2 separate regions of the Homo sapiens genome follow, and region 1 is linked to region 2. Evidence: chromatin loops called from intact Hi-C (ENCODE). Cell type or tissue: Calu3. All regions are shown on one strand. Region 1 overlaps DYNC2H1 (dynein cytoplasmic 2 heavy chain 1). Region 2 has its middle 250 kb from the start of MIR4693.

Region 1 (8,000 bases), 340 kb after region 2:
CTGCCCTTAACATTTTTTCCTACATTTCAACCTTGGTGAATCTGATGATTATGTGTCTTGGGGTTGCTCTTCTCAAGGAATATCTTTGTGGTGTTCTCTGTACTTCCTGAATTTGAATGTTAACCTGTCTTGCCAGGCTGGGCAAGTTCTCCTGGATAATATCCTGAAGACTGTTTTCTAACTTGGTTCCATTCTCCCCGTCACTTTCAGGTACACCAATCAAATGCAGATTTAGTCTTTTCACATAGTCCCATAATTCTTGGAGGCTTTGTTTGTTCCTTTTCATTCTTTTTTCTCTAATCTTGTCTTCATGCTTTATTTCATTAAGTTGATCTTCAATCTCTGATATTCTTTCTTCTGCTTAATCAATTCAGCTATTGATACTTGTGTATGCTTCACACAGTTCTTGTGCTGTGTTTTTCAGCTCCATCAGGTCATTTATGTTCTTCTCTAAACTGGTTATTCTAGTTAGCAATTCCTCTAACCTTTTTTCAAGGTTCTTAGCTTCCTTGCATTGGGTTGGAACATGCTCCTTTAGCTTGGAGGAGTCTGTTATTACCCACCTTCTGAAGCCTACTTCTGTCAGTTCATCAAACTCATTCTCCGTCCAGTTTTGTTCCCTTGCTGGCAAGGAGTTGTGATCCTTTGGAGAAAAAGAGGCATTCTGGTTTTTGGAATTTTCAGTCTTTTTGCGCTGGTTTTTCCTCATCTTCGTGGATTTATCTACCTTTGGTCTTTGATCTTGGTGACCTTCGGATGGGGTTTTTGTATAGATGTCCTTTTTGTTGATGTTGATGCTATTCCTTTCTGTTTGTTAGTTTTCCTTCTAACAGTCAGGCCCCTCTGCTGCAGGTCTGCTGGACTTTGCAGGAGGTCCACTCCTGACCCTGTTTGCCTGGGTATCACCAGCAGAGTCTGCAGAACAGCAAAGATTGCTGCCTGTTCTTTCCTCTGGAAGCTTCGTCCTAGAGGGGCACGCACCAGATGCCAGCTGCAGTGCTCCTATATGAGATGTCTGTCGACCCCTTCTGGGAGGTGTCTCCCAGTCAGGAGGCACAGGGGTCAGGGACCCACTTGAGAAGGCAATCTGTCCCTTAGCAGAGCTCAAGCTCTGTGTTGGAGATCCGATGCTCTCTTCAGAGCCAGCAGGTGGGAATGTTTAAGTCTGCTGATGCTGCGCCCACAGCCACCCCTTCCCCCCAGCTGCTCTGTCTCAGGGAGATGGGAGTTTTATCTATAAGCCCCTGACTGGGGGTGTTGCCTTTCTTTCAGAGATGCCCTGCCCAGAGAGCTTCTGAAGGATTTATTCTGTATCTCAAATAAAGATCCTCAACAAAATCACAAAAATTACTATCCTGTTCTAAAAATACATTAACTGTATATTTTTCAACACTTTCTAAGAAGCCTATATAATTGAACCATAATAATTCTATTTCTCTGAATTAATTGCCTTTACAAAGCTATTCTGCAACATTATGTCTTAAGCTATACCCACAGATTGCTATTTAAAAAAAAAAAAAATTCTGGCTGGGCATGGAGGCTCATATCTATAATCCCAGCACTTTGGGAGGCTGAGGAGGGCAGATCACATGAGGCCAGGAGTTCGAGACACCCTGGTCAACATGGTGAATCCCTCTCTCTACTAAAAATACAAAAGTTACCCAGGCATGGTGGTGCACGCCAGTAGTCCCAGTTACTTGGGAGGCTGAAGCAGGAGAATGACTTGAACCCAGGAGGCAGAGCTTGCAGTGAGCCAAGACTTCGCCACTGCACTCCAGCCTGGGCAACAGAGAGAGACTCTGTCTCCAAAAAAAAAAAAAAAAATTCTAAGTACAAAAAGGCCTCTGCGTTTTCTAATATCTAAAATTTCTAAAATATTGTCCGATGTGTGTTCTCTTCTGGAACACACGTAATATGAAGACTTCTGTAAAAAATTTCATAACTCAGGATCAAACACTAGTTTACTTCCTAATGCTAACAATGCAAAATAATTTTGTTCCTCAACCCCAGAGACATTGGACAATGTCCACAGACATTTTTTATTCTCACAATTGATGGGAAGGAATGCTGGAAGGCAGAGATGCTGCTAAACATCCTAAAACGCACAGAACAACATCCCACACACAAAGAATTATGTAGCCCAAAATGTCAGTTGCTGAGGATGAGAAAGTCTAGCTATATAATGAGATACATAATCCATTGTCATTATCTCTTTTGGTGACCACTGGAATATTTAGAACTAAGTCAGCTAACGCAGTGTTTGCTGTCCCTTCTTCACTTGTCACTTTTTTCCCCACTACAACCAAGAATGCTATAAGGCATTCCAGTTAAATGTTCTGGAAAAATACCAGAAATACCATTTTTAATACCTTTCCAGTAGGGAAAGAGTTATACTATAACTATAAATATTACGTTAAATCACAGAACAAGTAGTATTTTATATTTGAAAAATATGATGCTTCTTACCTTAAATAGACAACGACATATATATTCATATACCATATGTTGTAATGAGCTGATAAGTGACTGGATTCTCTGTTCTGTATTTTCAGAATCCTGTAGATTATAATTGGAAATTCATTAGGAAATTTATAAACATTTAAAAAGTACGCCTATAAATTGTTCCTCCAGATTCAAAGCTGATTCTGAAACAAGTATCTTTAACCATCAAATTCAAGGGACTAAACAAGTGCATTAAACTTGTATACTAATATAATATTAAAAAATGACGCATCTTTCTTTAATGTATAGAGTTAAAGCTTTCAAGAAATGAAAATTACAATCAATTCCCAATAATACAATATAAGTTGAATTTTATATCAGTCTCCTATCAGCATTAAAATACTATCTACATCAATCTAGGTTAAGGCCATTTTAATTATTTATATTATAATTATCAATCCAGCCCCAAAACAATATGACAAGAATACCTTATAAAGAATTTTCTCATTCTCAATATGGGAACCTCAATGATCTTAAATCATGTGCTGCAGGATGAATAAGGATGAACAATAACTTTGAAATTGATGCTGTAAAAACTCACATAAAATTTTAGTTTTTGATCTGATATAATAATTCCGTTTTGCAAGATTGTAATAATTGAAAAACATGTTATTAGTGTCTATTTCCTTTGATTAAAGAAAAATTGTTTGGCATAGAAATGGAGGAAGGGTAGGTTGTCAACCTGTCCTTTTCCCTTAGTGTGATGTAAGTTTTACATCTCAGAGCATTTGGAGAATACATGTCTTAGGAAGATCAATTCTGGTATAACAATTAGACTAAATTTGCTTGCTTCCTTGTGATTTATAAATTAATACCAAGAAAAAAACCTAGTAAAACAATTTTAATGCTTAGAAAAATACATCCAGGATCAGCAAAGAAATGTGTGAAATTGGTATAAAGAAAACATTATGAACTGGAACTCAGATGCATTAATCCTAGGCTTCTAGCCTTGTAGTAGCATGTTCTAACCAAGACAACTAATCATTACTTTAGATAGCAAATACTTGTATTCATTTCACTATATGTTAACAAAGATCACATATGAAATTGAGACTTGGATTTCCTAAAAGTCACTCTATCATAAGACACAGTACTGTACCTACAAGATCCAGTAGATTTTTTAAACAGCAGAAAGTTTTGTACTCTACATAGATTTGTGACTGCTTCAGCCAGTACAATACAGCAGAAATGACACAGACCTAAGGCTGCATTTTAAAAGGCTATTCAGTTTCAGCCTTATTCACTGAAACACATACTTAGTGCCTTGAGCTAAAAAATAAGAAGTCCATCCATCTACTCAGTGCTGTGAAAAAGCCAAGCCTCCTGCAGAGGTGCTGCAGTTGGCAGTCCTGTCGTCAAGTCCTCCCAACCCACAGCACCAGGCGGGCAAGTGAAGCACCTGTCTTAGCCCCTCAACTCTCAAGTCCTCTCAGCTGAGGTCCTAGACGTTGTGAAACAAACAAAGTCATCCCTGCTGAGTCCTGACTAAATTTCCAATAGAATCAATAAGCATAAGAAAATAGTTTTAATTGGCCAAGTTTCGGATTAATACGATACTCAACAGAAATAATTAGAACAATGTGCATATATGGGAGGTGGTTAAATAAAGTATGGTATAGCCTCACCATCTCTTAAAAACATTAAGTTTATATTCACTGGTAGGAAAGCTGTCCATAATACACTAATACACTTTTTAAAGCACAGTATTGTATCTTTTAGTTAAAACAATTTGTTATCCTTTAATACATACTTCCCTCCATTAGAATACATGCTTGATAAGGCAGTGGACAAGTGTACCTCCATTATCTGGAAAGTTACTGCCTTAAACAACAAGGATATATAATAAAATGTTAAATGTTGTTTTCCCCAGGTAATGATATTATAGGGATAATTCTTATTTTTATACCTTTCAGAATCACTGGGTTTTTTAAATGATTATATATTACTTATTAATTTATACTCAGAACATAAACTGTTTTCATTAAAAAGATTGTCACATTGGGACACCTTGTTAACAATATAAAAAGAAATTAAGTAGTTTCTTTATATAGCTTAAAAGTGTTACATGTGGTCTTTTGGAACATAATTCTATGAAAGTTTGCTTAATAATTTTTATTATAAATTAAGTACTATCCCTAGTAAAGTAATCCCTGTAATTCAGTCTCTGGTACAGGGTATCCAACAGCTTACCTGTTTGTTTTGTAGAGCTCGTTGGAAAAGTCGGAGAAAAGCAGCCAAACTAAAACGGTACATGTTATTAATTTTGGACAAATCAGAAATAATGAAGTACATCTTGCTGGCACTCTCAGCCAGGGGGAGATAGGCATCCCGTTCCTATGGATCAAGAGATCAGTAGGGGATAGGGTGGAAACACCTTAGAATTAGTGCTTTACTGCCACCTAAAGACTACAATGCACATATCTACCCAAGTAATAAAAAAACCTTACTTTTTCTATGCACATAAAACAAATGAAGATGATGAATCATGGTTTCTAACTAAAAAAGATAGCAAAATCTAGTTTTTCTTCCTCATTTTTATAAAACTGCAAAGAATATATGTCTTAGTCTATTAAGGCTACCTATAACAAAATACACTAAACTCGTTCTGCTTTTATATAGCAGAAATTTATTTCACCCAGTTCTGGAAGCTGGGAAGTCCAAGATCAAGGTGCCAACAGATTTGGTGTCTCGTGAGAGCTTGTTTCCTGGTTCACAGAAAGAACTGCTTCTTGCTGTGTTCTCACATGCTGGAAGGGGCTAAAAAACTCCCTTGGCCTTCTTTTATAAGGTTACTAATCCCACTCATGAGAGCTCCACCCTCATGACCTAGTCACCTTCTAAAACCTCCACCTCTTAATACTATTACACTGGGGATTACATTTCCACATATGAATTTTGGGGGTGATGAGGACACACAAATATTCAGACTATAGCAATATATTTTAAACACCTTTCTACCTCTCAGTTGACAGAGCTAGAAGTGGTTCACAGATTGGTCTTAATGAGGACCAACAGCACTAGTATTAGGGGAAAGTGGGTAAGATGAAATGGTAAATATTTGTGATCAGAGAATAGATGATCCAATTTTACATTTCAAAAGAGAATCAGTTAAGGTAACGCAAGACAGCACAGCGCTATCAGGCTATCTCTGATGTGAAGAAAAGTTCGAACTATGAGTATAGGATTGGTGACAATAAGAACACTGATGGAACTAGAGGTAGAGAAGATGACTCTAACAGGTGTCCACATTAGGATAATAAAGTACCCAGCACTGTTCATTATAAGCATGAAAAGAGCCAATAACTGTACCTTAGAGCTTATAACCCTTTTAATTAGTATATTTAACTTGCCTTAACTTAAGAAAAGTTCTAAGAACGGCAAAGATATTCTCTAATACTCATTTTCAATATACTCATTTCCAATTTTAGTACAAAACTGCAGCTCTACCTTAGATAACATTATGCCAGAAATCAGTAGAAGGCAGCAGGGTATACTGACAAACACTCCTTATCCTCAGTGTGCCAACATCTGAATTCCCTCTCTACAATAACTAGAATCAAACCCAATGTTCTGATGTTTTTGAATAGCTTTTTTCTTTTCACATCATCTTTCCCCTGAGGACCTGATTCTACATTTTCTATCATATTAACCTAAATGTTCAAGAAAACATAATACGAAATTACAAAGAAGGAAATAATTACTTGATCAAGGGAAATTTGGAGTTTGTAAGATTCTTTAAGTGACTCTTGAATAAGTGCACTGCTTGCTTTTGTCTGATTCAAAGACTCAATCAAATCCTTATTTTCCAAAATATTGCCTTGAGATGTGGCAAGTGTCTGTAGGGAAAGTTAACAATATGAATATTATTATACATATAAAAATAACCAATTAAAGCAAACCCATATTAACTGTCATTCATTTGATGTTTATGGCAACTTATGTTATTTTAGAAGAATTTCAACATTTTATAGCCCTCTTAAAGTTTTATTCTGTTTTTATTATAGTCTTCTTATATCAAATGAATTCATAAATTATTTTAAGAAATTATATCATTATCAAACATAGCAAGGTATTAATTTTGTCAATTTAATAAAAAATAAAAACTACTTAAAGTTACAGATTGTTATAATTTCTTGCTTTCAATGCTTCTTGAAATTATTAGCATATAATTAAATAATAAAACAATACAAATTAGTTAAAAATTGCTTGTCTTAAACATTGCTCATTAAGATCTTGTATTCCAAAACATAGCTCCCCTTCTTGTTAGAATTTTGACTGTAAGATATACACTAATATGTCTTTGGAAAAAAAAATCTGAAGATACTATTAATTTTCCAAACACTGTTATTTGTATTCATTAAAAAAAAAGTAATACGAAAAAAGTAACCTAAATAGCTAGACTTTTACCTCTAGAAGAGATTCTTCGAGCTTGGCTAGCTGTATTTTCTTATCTTCTTCCTGTTGTAATAGTTTTGTTTTCTGTTCTTCTAAATCAGGTTTCTCATGCTGAATGGTTAAAGCTAAAAGCTTGGGATAACAAAAAGACAAGGTAATTCTAGCAATAAGGCTTAAAACAAAACAAAAACTTCCTGCAAACAGGCCTTGTGTTTGACAGACTATTACAAATATGATACTATGTTATCTCATTTCATTCTTTCTAATTAAACATAAGACACCTTCAACAATTACATCTGATGAAAAAGAGACAAAACAGTTAAGCTGATCAGTAAAATATTAACTACTGTAGAAAAGCTGTAAGAAAGTGCATTACTTAACATATCAATGTGTAATATTTAGTTTTAAATTAAATATACTAAATTATGAGATTACTATTTTTTTAATAGTAAGTATTCACATTAACAAATAAAAAGGGCCAGGCATGGTAGCTCACGCCTGTAATCCCAGCACTTTGGGAGGCTGAGGTGGGTGGATCACGAGGTAAGGAGTTCGAGACCAGCCTGGCTAACATAGTGAAACTCCATCTCTACTAAAAATACAAAAAATTAGCCAGGCGTGGTGGTGGGCGCCTGTAATCCCAGCTACTCGGGAGGCTGAGGCAGGAGAATAGCTTAAACCTAGGAGGCAGAAGTTACAGTGAGCCGAGATTGCGCCATTGCACTCCAGCCTGGGCAACAGTGCCAGACTCCGTCTCAAAAAAATAAAATAAAATAAACAAATAAAAAGATAAAATACTATGTCATCAAAACCACAATAAGATACCACTTCACTCCCACTAGAATGACTACAATTAAAAAGATACATAACAACCAGAGTTGGCAAGGATATGGAAAAAAGCGGAACCCTCCTATATTTCTGGTGGGAAAGTAAATAGTGCAGCCACTTTGGAAAGATTTGTTTCTCAAATTGCCAAATATAAAGTAACCATAAGACCCAGCAATTCCACTAAAAAAACCATTGAATTATACATTTTAAATCAGCAAGTTGTATGGTATGTACATTGTATTTGTTAAAGCTGTTATCTGTGAAGCTGTTGAAAA
Region 2 (8,000 bases):
CCATGACCAACTGCCTGGACAGAGAAAAGAGGGAAAAACTTTTTGTCATTCCAAATAGATAGTAAATAACAAGCTATTAGTCATTTCTCCTGGAATGAGACCACCGTGAAGAGTTTTTGCTTTTTTGGTCCAAAGCCTTTTCTTGCTATTACCCAGTTTTCAAGTGCTGATGCATTTCCCAGGGTTCCCGGCACTTATTAAAAACTGAGTGTCCCCCTTTCATGTCTTTTGCAGATAAAATGTATGTAACTTCTACCATATGTAACAATGAGCTGAGCTCTGGCAACATAATGCCAACCAACCAGCCAGTTACATAACACTTAGATTTCTTTGGTGTTCTTTATTGCTAGGTGATGATATTGCACAATATATTACAACCAGAAAGAGAAAAGGAGAAAGAAAGTCAATCGTGATAAAAAATGTAAAGAAAAAATGAAAGAGGATCATACATTACCAGCTGAGCTTTAGGCTGCCTCCTCAGGGGCTGGGTGAAAGTTTTAGAATCATCATGTATTAGTGCTTCTCCATCAAGAAAGCTTTCGATTTTAGAAGGATACAGTCAATGTAATAAAAATGGGAAAATAGTTGTTTTCTTTTCAATAGCCTTATCCTGCTTTTTGTATTGTTTCTTGTCCTCCACAGGCTTACAGTCCTCCTTCTATTATAATCCATCAAGCCCCCATGGTTGGATCTGATTTTTTTTTTAATAGGAGAAGGAAAGAGAAAAGGAGATTAGCATTTCATCTCTATAACTAAGCTATGAGCCAATAAAATGACATTTTCATACACATTTTAAGAGCTAGCCATAGTAACTTAAGGAACCATGGTTAGAATCCTCTGACATCTTATTAAAACCCTGAGTGATAATAGAGTACTGTGATGGTTAAGGAGGTTATTGGTCTTTAAAGAGAAAAATGCTCTCTGAACACTGATTCTGATTGTTTCTGATTAAGGCTATCCCTTAAACATGACTCAAGAAAAAAATTGTTACTCTGGAGCTTTTATTATTCTCCATTATTTTATTTCTGGATACCTTTATTTTTAATCAATTTCATTAAACAGAATATTCTCATTCTCATAAGGATTGCTGTCCAAAATGCAATTTACAATCCCATTCAGAGATCTGGTTGTCCTTAATGACTTTCAGTGGACAAATTTGCCATCCCCTTCAGTAGGCAGATGTGTAGCTGCTTTTAGTTTGGATGTTTCAAATCAGGTAGAATTGCCTGACATTCCCCATCTCCAGTGTCTGTAAAGTTACTATACAGAGGAGAAAGAGAATTTATAGTGTGAGCAATATCATCAAGAGTTGATCTATAATCCCCTATAAACAATTGGCTTTGAATAATTGATCGCTACCAGACCTGGAAAACACAGGACGTTGCGTTAGATTGGCGATTCTGGGAGTAAATGATCTACTTTCTGTAAAGGCATCTCCTGCATAGACGCCAGTTCTGTCAATTGTGAAGTAGCAGTTTCATCTTCCCTAATTAATTTGGGAACAAAAGGTGGATGGCACATCCCAAATGGTAATAATCTGAACAAATTCAGCAGCTGCCTTTGTGTACAGGCTGTGTACACAAAGTCCGATGGAAAGATTTTTAAAAGAGCAGTAAATGGCAATTCACATGGATAATGAACTGGATTAATGTAGCAATTAAAATTTATTAAAATGAAGTATTACCCTTAGACAGAACCTGGCAATGATGTAAAAGCTGAGGATCTGCTTACAAAAATTGAGGCTTAGCAAAGGAAATTTAAATTCCCAAGTGGTTATAAAGTCCATTGTGAATATGCATAACCATGCTGAGACAGTTGAGGTTTAAGAAGTAATCTTAGAAGAGTGAAGGATTTAGAGCAAGAATAATTACATATCTCTCATCTAGAAGATAGGCTTTCTTTAGACAAAGGGTGCCAAGTTTTCTGCTGATAAAGGAATCTCTGGGAGCTAATGTTTTGTTCTTATCCTGTCTTGAGAAAGACATTTGTGAACTGTAAGTACCTCACCTGAATGCAAAAACCAAAGAAAAATGGTAGTGGAACAGGGAAGGCAGATGATGTACAAATTATTTTACAAATGTAAAAGGAGGCATTGGGAAATGAAGGAAGGCTTCCAGCAAAGTTAATGAACCCCATTCTTAGAAGGTATCTGACATCATTAGATCTTACTAAATCCCATTATAGAGATTATGCCCAAAGCAAAATGTATGAAGGTCCCTGAATTTTTTTTTCCTGTTACTCATTAGTTTATATTTCAGGGATGAGAGAAAGGTACTCCAGAGGAAACAACATATAAAGCTCCCCAAGTTGAGCTATTAAAATTTGTCAGCATTTCATTATGGAATTTTCCTCTGTGCTAGAGGTTAGGTTACCATATCTGGTTTGCTCTCAGAGGTATTCAAACATAAAGCTATTACGTTTTTCTCTAATCAGTGTCCCCACTAGTACTGTGTCGAATCCCTCTTCCTGACTTGGTGGTAGATCTCCCAATAATACCTTGTGCGGAAAACATTGACTTCCAAGTTATTTTAGGTTCAATTTAAAATATGACTGATTAAAACATTCCCTGACTTGGCCAGACCTGTGGTTTGAGGGACCTGATTTGGTGAAGGGACATGGCATGGTTCTTTATTTCTCCCTGTTCACCTCTACCTTGAAGTACAGGAAAGATTTTAGTCTGCTTCTGGAATACTTCTTTTACCCCTTTTTATAGAATTTTGGAAGTTCTCAACCCTAGCCGCTCATTAGCACGAGCAAAGACTTTTAAAAAAACATCCTTACTTGGCTCCTTTCTGGTCTCATACAAAATTTTAAAGATGAGGAAAAAAAGAGCATGTGTTCATTATTTCACAAGATACTGATATTGTCCTCTATGTTCACACTGACTGGTGATAGGGTTTAGGACACACTACCTTACAATTTGGCACCTTGATATTTGAGAAAACAGCAGAAACAGGAAGGTCTTGCTGACTTTTTCCTGCTGTTCTCCCCTGTTCTAGACCATAAAATAATTATCTGACCTTCCTCTAAAGTATATCATAAAACTCCCATTCCAGAGTGATCTTCCCTATACCTGGAGGAAATGAATTAATATACAGAAATGCCAAAAAGCGTCTGAAAAAGAAATCATGCATTACTAAGTTCTTCCCAGTTTATTATCATTAAGTCATAATCTTCTGTTTTCCAATCATACTTCTGGATGACTATCACAAATACATAGGCTTCCTTGTTTTGGGGGGTCTTCAATTCTGAAGGCTTCCATGTCACATAAAATTTATATGAAATGAATTTTTTATGCTTTTATCTTGTTTCTCTTGCCATGAATCTAGTGATAAGTGAGAAAGGAATCTTTTCTCTCCTGCACTGGCCATTGATGTCCTCTAGGTGGCAGGCAACCCAATGGCATGACTGGAGAAGGCATATATATGGAAGAAGAGTCCCTTCAGCTGACCTCCCTGCTATATAGAGAGAAGTGGAAGAGTTGATTTCAACATAACCTCTTCCAAACCTCCTAATTCCCTCTTAATACCACTAGAGCGCAATCATCAGCTTTTGGCTCTTGGAGTCTTCTTGCCCCGAGGTCAGATCTCTTGGATGGGCTATTGGCAAAAAGCTGCTTCTCCAGGTACCCTATTACACACAAAATGGTAAGAGGGTGAGCAGATTGCCCCACTGATGCCTTTTCTCCCAGCCTGCCTACTTTCTCCAAGTCTTTTTTCCTCTGTTCAAAGGGAAACAGGGTGCATATCAACAGAGCTCTGTATAAGCAGATGAACCATTGATGAGATATCATGCTCTGCTCTTTGGGGCATCATAGTCTTCACAATTGATTCAGTCAATGCCATCTTCAATTGGCTGGAAGTAGAGTTGGGAGTTTATGCCATTCTTATTCTAAGACATAAAATCTTCACTAGACATTAATGGACGTTAAAAGAAAGAGAGAGATCAAGAATGCAGAGCACAGAAGGGAGACAGTGGGAATGCTTAGGTTAACAATCCAACCTTGGAAGCCAACTCCAGCCACAGCCTTGCCAGGATACAGTCTGATGGGCTTAGCATTTCTCTACTCTTTGCCTTGAGCAATTTCATTCTCTTGTGTTGAATGAATGCATGGCCCCAGACAATATTTCTCAAGCATAAAAACAATAATTAGCTTAGACATAACACAGAAGTAGAAAAATTGGCTACCTCCGCAATTACAGAATACCTAATAAAGTAAGGTAGGGCATGGTTCCATTCACAGATGTACAGGTAATGTAATGGGTATGTTCTTTGGAGGAACTTTGGTATGTATGAGAATTTTTAAAGCTTCACAAAGCTACTAATCAAGTATGTCACAGTGACAGGTTCATCTGCGTTTATTTAAAATAGAAGAAAATTTCAATAAGTTAATTATGAGACGCTTCATTTACAGTGGTAGAAAAATTTTACGTGTGTAGCTTGGCACTAGATTCTTAAAATGTGTCTTCAAATACAGACCTACAAAGGACTTCCAACCAACTTCTCCTCAGCGAAACAGCAATGCTTTTAACTCACACAGCCACTTAGAACTGATGAGAAAGTCTTCCAGGAGACTTCTTTGAGAAGTGGGCAATTTCACTGTAGGGATGGCAGATATAAAAAATCAAAACTTTAAGAAATGAATATCAAAACTACAGTTAGAATTTCACAAATTAGAGTATTTTCTTTTTTAAAAGTCAGAGCACATCTGCTTTCCTTAATGGCAGGCTAGACCAATCCTGCCACCAAGAACAACTGAAATATATGGAGAAAATGTTTTTAAATTTTTGGCACAGTGAGAATAGCAAAGCAGACAAAAATGACAGTAGCAAGGTTAGGGAAGAGAAGGAAATGTGGAGAAGGAAGCCCTACAATTGAGGGTGCTGTCAGTTCCATGGGAAGTAGCTGAGAGACTGAAAAACATAGTAGTACTTACAATGGCCCAAGGGGGCATGTGGTAAATTTGGAGTCCCAGTCCACCAGGTAGAAAGGATTCTGGTAAACTCTTCAGGATTTAGGTTTAGACCAGAAGGGCTTTACCTCAGAGTAAGAAAAAAACATAAATCTCTGTTGTGACTGAAACCTGGTTTTGAATCATCTCAGAGCCCTGAGGTTATATTAAGGTGATCCAAGTTTACACCTACCCCTAGTTACCTGACCAAAGGAAATGTACATCCCACATAGAGAAAGATGGTTGATATGGTTTGGCTCTGTATTCCCACCCAAATCTCATCTCAAATTGTAATCCTCACGTGTCAAAGGAGGGACTTGGTGGGAGGTGACTGGATCACAGGGACAGTTTCCGCCATGCTGTTCTTGTGACATTGAGTCAGTTCTCATGAGAGCTGGTGGCTTTAAGTGTTTGGCAGTTCTTCCTTTGCTTGCACGCTCACTCGCATGCTCGCTCACTCTCTCTCGCTCTCGCTCGCTCTCTCTTCCCCCACAGCCGTGTGAAGGAGACGCCTGCTTCCACTTCCCCTCCTGCCAAGATTGTAAGTTTCCTGAGGCCTCCCCAGACATGTGGAATTATGAGTCAATTAAACCTCTATTGTTTATAAATTGCCCAGTCTCAGGTAGTATCTTCATAGCAGTGTGAAAATGGACTAATACAATGTTGTCACCCAGAATCTCAAAATATGTCTCTATTTTTCCATGGAAAATGAATAGCACTCTATCAAATAACAAATCACACAGAGAAAAGATATTGTAAATAAAATCCAGGATAATAAGTAGCAGAAACACATCAGGAACTCCAAATTTTAGAGTTATTGAGCATCATTTTAAAACAACTATCCTTAATCTATTCAAGGAAATGAGAGAAAAATTAAGAATTGGGACAGCAAACCAGAGATTATTAAAAAATATTCATTGGAAATTTTTAAACTAAAAAAATGCAATAACAAATTAAAAACACAGTGGGTGGATTTAAAAGTATATTAGACATGGTTGAATAGAGATTTAATGAACTAGAATGTGGGTCAGATGTAAGTATCCTGAATGAAGCACAGAGAAATCGATGAATGAAAACGCAAAAAAAAGAGCATAAGAGATATAGGGGATACAGTGAGGTCAAACATAAAGGTAATTAGAGATCCAGATAGGATAGAATGAGCATAGTAATACTTGAATATGTGATATGGACAATTTTCCAAACCAACAAATGCCATCAAATCACAAATTCAAGAAGCATTTCTATCCCCGAGCAGTATGAACACAAGCAAATTAAACACATCAAGGCATATCATGGTAAAATTGCTGAAACAAAAATAGAAAAAACTTCTAAGCAGCCATGGAAAAAAAATATAAATGAGCATCAAAGAAGTAACAATCTCTTTCCTCAGAAATCGTATAAAAGATGCACTGTGAGCAAAATACATCTTATGCACAAGGCTATTCATTGTGGCATTATTTGTGATAAACAATTGGAAAAAACCCATAAACATCTACCGATAGAGGACTAGTTGAATAAGCATGGTATCTGCACAAAATGCTGCTATGGGACATTCAAACATGGTGTGCTTCCTGATATGATATAACATGAAGTACACAGAACCACCTGTGAAATATTCTTGCCAAACATAGTTGAATCTGAACCTTATTAGAGCTAACTTTCAATTTCTAGGAAATATGGGGCTAAAGGAACAAATTAAATGACACTCCAAAGAAACAGACAAATCCAAGTTATGGGACAATATCCAGGAAAATAAATCTGGTTCTTCAATAAGACAACAGCATGAAACAAAAGAGGTGATGGGAGGAAATTTAAACCATAACAACCAAATGATATGTGGGTTATTTTTCCCCTAATTGGAATAATCAATCATAAAAGCTCACAGTTGACAAAATCAGGTAAATCTGGATCCTGACTAGGCAATAATTACACAAAAAATTTTTGTTGATTATGTTTTGTTAAATGTGATAAGGGCATCATGGTTAAACAAGAATATGGCCCTGTTTTTAGAGATGTATTCTAAATATTTAAGTGTAAAAAAAAATGAGATTTGGGCTTTACAAAAAACTACAGAAGAGGAAAGATGAAGCAAATATGGCACAATTTTTATCTTTATCATTGTTGAATTTGGATTATGTATATATGGTGTTTCATTATATTCTTCTTTAGTGTATGTTTGAAAGTTTCACCGTAGGTTTTTTTAAAGCGAATATGTGTCCCAGAAATAGAACCTCAGAAATAGAACATCTGTCCCTGAGATTTGCAATGTGGGCTCCTATTTGAAATCACCTGTTTCCTTCTGTCACCTGTTTTACTTCTTTAAATATATATGTTTAAGCAGAGTAGACAGAAGGAAACAGGTGATTAGGCTGCTAATTTATTATATACATATGCCTCTCAGTGTACCTGTTTTAGCTACTTTGAAAGAAAACTGTATCTTCAAAGTCAATTCCTTGGATCTGTCAATGTGAATTTTGCACATTCCATATGGTTTATACATTGAGGACACATTTTCTGAACATACCCTCCATCTTTGAATACAATCTCCCTAACTGGTTTTACATGATGTGGTAACAGATCAACTGACACGAGCTTCATTTTCTTCATGTCGTTTTGATTCTAACAACAAGCCCATGGTAAAGGCACCGATATCCCCATTTTACCAAGGAGGAAACAATAGTTCAGCAAGATTAAACAACTTGTCCAAAGTAATGCCCTGGGATTTTTGTGAATAAAATCAGTTTTCTTCCCCCACTCCCACCAACAGTACCCTCCAATGCATCCCCTAAGCTTAGGGTCATAGTTGAAATAGAAATTGAAGCAGAAATTGGGTTTGTCATTTCCAGGATTAGATATAGGTCTATGATAAGAAGCTGGCAATTCTAAGCTAGTTGAAGGCTGACTTTTGCAACATGACTGGAAGTACTAGTTGAAATAAAATGTCATCATCATCATCTGGTACAGGGCAGCGTCAGAGAACTGTGTTGAACAAATTAACTTCTACTGAATTCATGGGAATCTTCCTCATAAAAATATACTGTGTGATTTT

The links. Hi-C counts contacts between places; a loop is a spot of excess contacts. Peaks named below come from ENCODE experiments on the same cell type or tissue, not always from the same donor. Only the 100,000 strongest peaks of a DNase experiment are listed, where the experiment ranks them.
Region 1: a loop joins it to region 2, with 14 times the contacts of the local background. A loop is called at or near these places in 17 of 110 quality-filtered maps.

The regions. Positions count from the first base shown.
Region 1 is chr11:103,254,444-103,262,443 of GRCh38, reverse strand. DYNC2H1 (dynein cytoplasmic 2 heavy chain 1) reads right to left here. Exons shown (of 89, transcript NM_001377.3): 67 at 6,910-7,029; 68 at 6,204-6,338; 69 at 4,693-4,836; 70 at 2,467-2,556. Among named protein-coding and RNA genes, the nearest start is that of DYNC2H1, 150 kb to the right of the region's middle. In Calu3, no CTCF peak of the experiment used is centred here; no DNase peak of the experiment used is centred here.
Region 2 is chr11:103,596,832-103,604,831 of GRCh38, reverse strand. No RefSeq gene overlaps it. Among named protein-coding and RNA genes, the nearest start is that of MIR4693, 250 kb to the left of the region's middle. In Calu3, no CTCF peak of the experiment used is centred here; a DNase peak (open chromatin) is centred at 3,411.